Linked DNA regions of Homo sapiens: region 2 is linked to region 1. A link is a contact called in ENCODE Hi-C or POLR2A ChIA-PET data. All regions are on one chromosome and are shown on one strand. Each heading gives the region's core, a stretch centred on a gene start or an enhancer-like site at or near the end of the contact. The rest is flanking DNA. Distances are from core to core; before and after follow the strand shown.

The links. Hi-C counts contacts between places; a loop is a spot of excess contacts on that map. ChIA-PET counts read pairs that join two places held with the same protein, here RNA polymerase II (POLR2A). Pooled maps may share reads with other maps.
Region 2: a loop to region 1 is called in a map of mammary epithelial cell, with 11 times the contacts of the local background. The contact joins the enhancer-like site here to the promoter of LAPTM4A in region 1. A Hi-C loop is called at or near these places in 26 of 168 maps with a recorded cell type or tissue (CD4-positive, alpha-beta memory T cell, Caco-2, Calu3 and 17 more), 6 of 37 single-sample maps with no recorded cell type and 35 of 50 pooled maps. POLR2A ChIA-PET finds 5 or more read pairs at or near these places in 19 of 52 experiments (A549, A673, AG04449 and 14 more).

What each region holds. Positions count from the first base shown.
Region 1 is chr2:20,050,006-20,053,461 of GRCh38, reverse strand. It overlaps LAPTM4A (lysosomal protein transmembrane 4 alpha), which reads left to right and starts at 1,834. Exons shown (of 7, transcript NM_014713.5): 1 at 1,834-2,052. The coding sequence starts at 1,942. It overlaps LAPTM4A-DT (LAPTM4A divergent transcript), which reads right to left and starts at 1,325. Exons shown (of 5, transcript NR_187142.1): 1 at 968-1,325. RefSeq lists enhancers at 1,824-2,023, 2,559-2,698.
Region 2 is chr2:20,092,051-20,095,506 of GRCh38, reverse strand. The region is part of intron 2 of LAPTM4A-DT (LAPTM4A divergent transcript); the gene reads right to left. Among named protein-coding and RNA genes, the nearest start is that of LAPTM4A-DT, 42 kb to the right of the region's middle. RefSeq lists an enhancer at 3,248-3,456. Within about 2 kb of position 1,711, at least 5 of the 41 ENCODE cell types and tissues checked have a DNase peak (open chromatin) inside an H3K27ac peak, as active enhancers do; they include IMR-90, gastrocnemius medialis and mammary epithelial cell, where a contact is called at or near this core.

The sequences.
Region 1 (3,456 bases), core at 585-3,084:
TATCAAGACAGAATAACAGTGCTGCACATTAGGATCACCTAATTTTAAAATTGACATTTTAAAAATGTCAATGCCCAGGTCTCACCCATGACAGTTAAATCAGAAGGTCTGGAATAGTAAGCAGGCATCAGTGGTTAGTAAAGATCCTCAGGTGATGCCAATGTGCAGCAAAGTTTGGAAACTATTGGCACAACAGGTTTTAATCTCAGTTGTGACACTGGCCTTGCAATCTTGGATATGTAATTTAACTTCTCTGTAGAGTTAAATAACGTAAGAGTACCTATCTCAGTTAGTTGTAGGAATGAAATGATTGAAAATAAAGTGATTGGATCTGTGCCTAGAACAAAATAAGGGATACGAAATTGTGGGGCGGGGTTAAGATAATCTACTCCCTACATAAGTAGAGAAATGTCATAATTCATTCTGAGTTAGCCAGCCACACCCCATCCTTTAGCGTGGGCGGGCTTAACTACTGCTTCCCAGATGGTTTGAAAATAAGCTCCATGGACAACTCCTTCAGTGGTGAATAGTCTCTGCTCTCCTAAAATTTGTATTTTATTGGGGAGATAATCAACAAATACATACATAATTTCAGGCAGTGTTCAAAGAAGCCATGCCAAAGAAATAACCTTTACTCTGAATTCAGTGTGGTCTCTGGCTAAGAATATGCCCTGGCAGAAGGGAAGCCCTTTCTATTCTCTGAAAAGAAGTGTGTTTACCAAAGCATTAAATGATAAATACATTTTTTAACGGTGAAGTCACAGGTCTCACAGAAATACAAAATGAACACGTGTAAAAAATTTATTTACTCATTAACCCGGGGACCAGTAAGCTGTTAGAACCAGCTCTAAGCAGAATTTAAAGCACCCATCTATATTGTTGAATCAGGACTGGGGAATGAATTTACAAATCGATGCAAAATGGCTTTTCCCAAGGAAGGGTAAGATAACAATACGAGGGGTCTTACCGAGTTGTGCAGAGCACCACAAAGAAAAGCGGACAGCCCCTCTAGCAACAGAATGCCCGGGACGGTGTGCCAAACTATGGCTGTTTTTTCATTGAAGACATTCAGTAATTTTTTGTCCATTTCAATGTGTTTCATAATTTCTCCCTACAAAAAAAAATCACTCATCTCCAAAAACCCAGCAGCTAAGTAGTTCTTCTACATTATCTTGCTTTCATTTATCCTTAATCCTTTTGCCTTTGGCAGGGTTGGATGGTCTTTCTTCGCCCCCACCAAGGAGGCTTCGGAGGGAAAAGAGGGTGTAAATCCAATCCCTCCACTCCTCCAGGCACCCTCCCATTTCCGCCACAGGGGCGAGGATGGCTCAAGGCTGGGCTTGGCTCTGTCCCTTCCCCGCAGGCCCCGCCCCCAGCCCGCGCAATAATTGAGCTGCGCGCAAAGGTCACGTTATCAGCCTGTGACGCTTCCCATCCAGTACGTGGCACACATTGCTCAGAAAAGCCCCTTGTGCCCGCTTTCTGCCATCCGCGCTGTCTCGTGTCTCCCTTTTTCCATTAAATGCCTCTTTTCTTGCGGGTCTCATCTCGGGAATAGTGCACTACGGGGACATACCTATCCCCAACTATCCTAGGCCCGAGAACCAGCCCTTGCCTTCGCGTAACAGGCGGAGACTCGCTGAGGCGAGTTGCACTTCTAATTGGGCGTGAGGTCTTGTCAATCCCCAAGTTCTTCCAATCAGAAGTCCGGTCCATCCAGCCTTCCGCTCCCCATTGGCCTGTGTGGAGGAAGAGGGGTGGGTAAGCCGAAGTCGCTGCGCTCAGTGCGCAGGCGCGAAGAAGCTGGCAGGGGCACGAGCCGGGGGCGGGTTTGAAGACGCGTCGTTGGGTTTTGGAGGCCGTGAAACAGCCGTTTGAGTTTGGCTGCGGGTGGAGAACGTTTGTCAGGGGCCCGGCCAAGAAGGAGGCCCGCCTGTTACGATGGTGTCCATGAGTTTCAAGCGGAACCGCAGTGACCGGTTCTACAGCACCCGGTGCTGCGGCTGTTGCCATGTCCGCACCGGGACGATCATCCTGGGGACCTGGTACATGGTAAGGCGGGCAGGCGTGGCGCGTATGTCCGGGGGGCCTGGGGAGCGGGGCCTGGTGCGGAGGGGGTGAGACTGGAAACGGGGTGTTGGGTGGGGCGGGGACTTGGAGGGGCGCTGCTTTTTAAGGCGCGCCAACTCTGGATGAAGTCCAAGGACTTTGGGAAAGTAACCTTGTTCAGGAATCGGAGTCGGGGGAGCGGGGGGCGGTGGTAAGCATGGGGAGATTGTTCTTTGGCAAGAATTTGAGGAGAGAAGCGGGCTTGGGAGAGCAGAGGCTTTGCAGGCGAAGGGACGAGGGTGGTAGGATTTGGTGGGAATTCCTCTGTTTTGGTTCTTGTTGTATTTCTACGATCTGAAAGGCAGCATCTCCCTTCCTCCTATCCAGTGCTCCCTGGAATTTTTTCCTCTAATGAAATAATTAGGAGCGGACCTTGGTAAACGCAGTCTAGTTTCGACATTGGTCTTCCCGTTGGGAAAGCGAAAGATCCAGCGGTAACCCGGTTGTCCGCGTTTCTTGGACTTTGTTTTGTTTCATGCCTCTCTTGCATCTCCAGAATCGCTTGGGGGCGATAGCTTTTGCCTGAGTTGACGCCTGACCAGCTTTTGTCCTGGTGCAGCCTCCTCCCTGCGCAGTAGGTGCTTTTCGTAGCCGACCGGCTGTTTTTACAGAGACCTTTATTGAGAGCCCTCTCCATCCTGGCCACCTACCCCGGTATCTCCTGGGTTCCAAGATCTGTGTGATTCTGTCCTAACCAAGTTGACACTGTTGTTGCCTGGTGATTCACTAGTAATAAGTTTGTGATTTTTTCTTTTGTAATTCACCATTTATAGTATCCATGCACATTAAACCTAACTTGTCTATGACTTCCAAATATGGGATTCAGTTTAGGTAGTTTTAGGTTATTATGATTTTGCCGAAGCCGTGACAAACTTCCTACATGGTCGACTTGGCCACTTTAATGACTTCGCGAATGTGGTTGTGTGGGTGACGTTGGTGATACTGTGCAGTTTTTGATACTTAACTGCAAAAGAGGAAGAGAGTTATCCCAGACACAATCTGTTTTCTCTGTACTTGCTGCTTCTCCCCACTCATTGACTTGAAATCATTAGTAAGCATTTGGACAAACGCCAGATGAGAATCATCTTAAATGAGGCAGATACTGTTTCATGGCCCACCCCCGGGGGACTACCTGACTCCACATGACTGCTACCTGCCCTGTTGTTTTTTACCGTCTTGTTTCTGATGTACATTTAAAAAACAACACGAATGTGTAGGTTTGCTTGTGCTGAGTTTATTTTCATGTTTCCTGTACTTTTATATTCGGAAATACCGCCTTATTGACAGAACTATATCACATTTTCCCTCAGAGACTCTTTCGTTCTGTATTTTAACTGATTTGGAATA
Region 2 (3,456 bases), core at 462-2,961, 42 kb before region 1:
AATGATTTCTAACCTAAAACCTATACCCAGCCAACCTATCAATCAACTGCAAGGGTAGAAAAGACTTTTCCAGGTATTCAAGTATCACGGCCCCAAATGCACCTTTTCTCAGAAAGCTACTGGGGGATGTGCTCTATCAAAACATAGGGGTGAAATGAGGAAGAAGGCAAGGGGACCTTAACCCAGGAGAGAGATGAAGGGATTTTCCCAAATGGTTATGCACAGGACTCTAGGGTTCAGAAGAGCTTCCCAGGAGGGTGAAGTTGGTAGGACACCACAGGCTTTCTGAACAGCCTGAAAGGAGATGTCTATACTTGACAAAAACTTTGGGGTTTCATTAGTAATAAGTACTTAGAAACTTAAACAAACTAAAACAAAGAAGCAAACAACAAGGTAATGATTAATTTCAGGAAAAGTACAAAATAAGCAAGCAAAAGGTTACCATGGTCTACTATATGATTCAGCTGTGAGTATTGTTGATGTAGTAATAATAATGTAATGCAAACTATTAATGAACTAAAATTATAATGTAACTCTATTTGAAGGGATAGGAAGTATGTTTATGTATACTGCTCTCACTATACATAAACATCTCATCTTCTGTAGCAGAAACTCAACGAATGACATTATAAGTAGAAAAATCAAATAGTAATCTAAGCATAATATTTACAGCTATGAAGGTAAATACTAAAAGAACCAGCTGAAAGCTTGGGAAGCAGGAAAAGGCAAAATCTGAGACTGGGGGCAGGGATCCTTAAACTATGACCATGCATAAACAATAAAAATTCAAACTAAACTCCCCCTCCCCAGGCATTCAGTGTTCTTTGTGGTTTGGCCTCAAGCTGTTTTTACAAGCTTATTTTCCACTGCCCCTCCTTCTTCTGACATACCCCTGATGCCCCAGCTTCAATTATAAACCCCTCCCAGAAACTGCCACCTTTCTCTAGAATGGCTTCCTCCTGCCTGTCTCAAGGTCCTAACTTAAACCCAACCTCTCCCAAGAAGCCTTCTCAGATCCCACAGAGCCAACCCCACCCACCGCCCAAGGAGGAATCAGCTGTTCAGGCTTCCTCCTCCTTATTGCAGCCATCCTGCTCCTCACGGGCTAAGGATCCATGCATGAGGCTGCCTCCCCACTGGGACCCAGGAGCCTGAGAGCAGGGCCTTGCCACTGTCTCCTACAGGGCCCAGCACCCCTGTGTATGGCCCCAGTTGCCTTGTTGAATCACAGTCCTTGGCATCAGGGCCAGATTCATACGTGGGGTGATATCAGTCACTCCAGAAGCCCCAACCCTGGGCTGTGAGGGTGGCCGACGGTGACTTCCTCCTGCCATTCAGGACAGAGGCCAGAGGCCTTCTTTCCCTGCTGGGCTCATGCTGCCAACATGCTCCTCCCAGGCTGCCCCCCACTCACTGGCTGGGCCCAGTCTTTCCCCTCACAGCCCTGTCCCTTGGCTTCTAGGCTCTCAACCTGTTTAGAAGGCAAGCTTGGTACAGGAGTCAGATTTCCTCGGAAAGATGGGGGGACAGTTAATTGAAAAAGGAGTACGTGTTCTTCTGGTGTCTTCTCACATTACCAGGAGGTCGCCAGCCCTTGGCATGGCCTTGTCTGAGGGATTTTGGCAAGGCAGGCTTGCTGTGTCTTTAATAAAAGCCCAAGCTCCCAGAGAGACCGTGTGGATGTCCTGCAGGGGGTGCCTTTGAGAGGAGCATGGAAGAGAGATTTTTTTTTTTCTCCCAGGCTGGAGGGAGATCACAGGGAAGCCTGTGAACAAAAGGCCAGCCCAGGTGCACCTTGGCCCCCTGGACCTTAGACCCCAGGGCTTCCAGCCTTGCCAGACATTCCCACAGTGGCTCAGAGCCACTGACCCGACGGGTCCATTTCAGATTCCTTCAGTCTGTGGTTGTCCAAACGGTAAATAGGAAGACCAGTAACTGATGACAGCAGGAAGTTCCTGAAGTTTTCACGCTGTGTAAGACCCCCACAGCCTGGGCACAGTCCTGGTGTGTGGGGATTTGGGGCAAATTAAAGTTGATTTGGAAGAATTAAGGCTAAGAGTCAGTGGGTCTCAGAGGCTTCTGCCCTTGCAGCCTACCTGGGCTGAGTGTGCACATGGCTGGGATCTCAGCGACACGTGAGGATGGCTTTTGTTCCCAGGGTGGCTGTGCCAATGAGGATGGCGAGGTCACACCAGAGACTGGGTGCCAAAAAGTGCCAAATTGCTCACAAGGGGAAAGGAATTACCACAAACAGTTTAGGCTAATTAATTCATCTCGTGAGGCTGGAAGGGGTGCTTGGATTCATGGCCACCTTCTACCAGGACAAGACGAAAAAGTGGCCAAAGAAGCCTGGTGGCTGGGAAGCCCTGGTGTCTGCCTCACACCTGCTTCAATGTGGTCCATACTGGGGAGGACTTTGCATGTCGCTGTGTAACCTGGAAGGAAGGGAAGAAGGAAAGAAGATCGACCTGTTCTTTCTGATGGAGCACGCCCCACCCTAAGCCTGGGGCAGGCATGTGTGGGCCTGCCTGGCTCAGTGATGGGGAGGCCACCAGAAATCTGTCTTGGGGACACAAGAGCTTTCTGGGAAAACATTCAAATTTGAGGACACAAAGTGTATCTTCACAAAGAGGACCCAGACCCAAGTCTGAATCAGTAAGAATCCCTTACTGACAAATCTCGAAGATGAGGAATGTTGGAAGGCCCACAGAATGGCCACCACTCTGGTTCATTCCCCCGCCCGGCGCCCTCATGCCTTCAACAGTAGAGTTAGTTCCATAGTTGAGTTAAAATAGAATGAGTGACTTCACCAAAGCTCTGTGAGTTATTGCAGCTTGCACTTTGAAACCATCTGGGAAGTGTAGCATTTTCCTGTAACAACGTGGCTTGGAAGACCCCAGACAACATAGTGCCGCTATGGCACCTCATGGGGAGCCTGGTTCATCATCATGGTGGTGACCTGGGGCAGTGGCAGTGGCACCGGGCAAAGGCGGCAGAGGCTGGTGGGATCTGGCAGCGGGCCCCAGGTGGGTCGTGGTGGCCCCAGCAGGTGACTTCATCTAGAGGGGGACACCAGCTGGGCCTCGGCGGGCACATACCTTTCCAGGAATTAGAAATAGGCACCCAGTCTGGGCCCCCCTCCGCTGGTCAGAAGCAGAACTTGACAAGCAGGGCTCAGGCTGTGTTCCAGGCTCAGGCTGTGTTCCAGCCTCTGCTTACTCCAGGCCAGGCACCTTTGGGTGACGGCCCTGGACACCAGTGAAACCCCGTAGGAAATCCAGATGTGCAGAGAAGAGACTGGGGGTGCCATGGACGTGGGGGCTGGGAAAACACCCTGGCTAGAGCAATGTTTTAAAATCTAGAAAACCATGAAGAAAATAATGGAAAGCATTTGTAACCTCAGCATTTGATCTTCAAGTTTCAGAAAACTCGATGCAGAGCGAAATCCGATTCTGA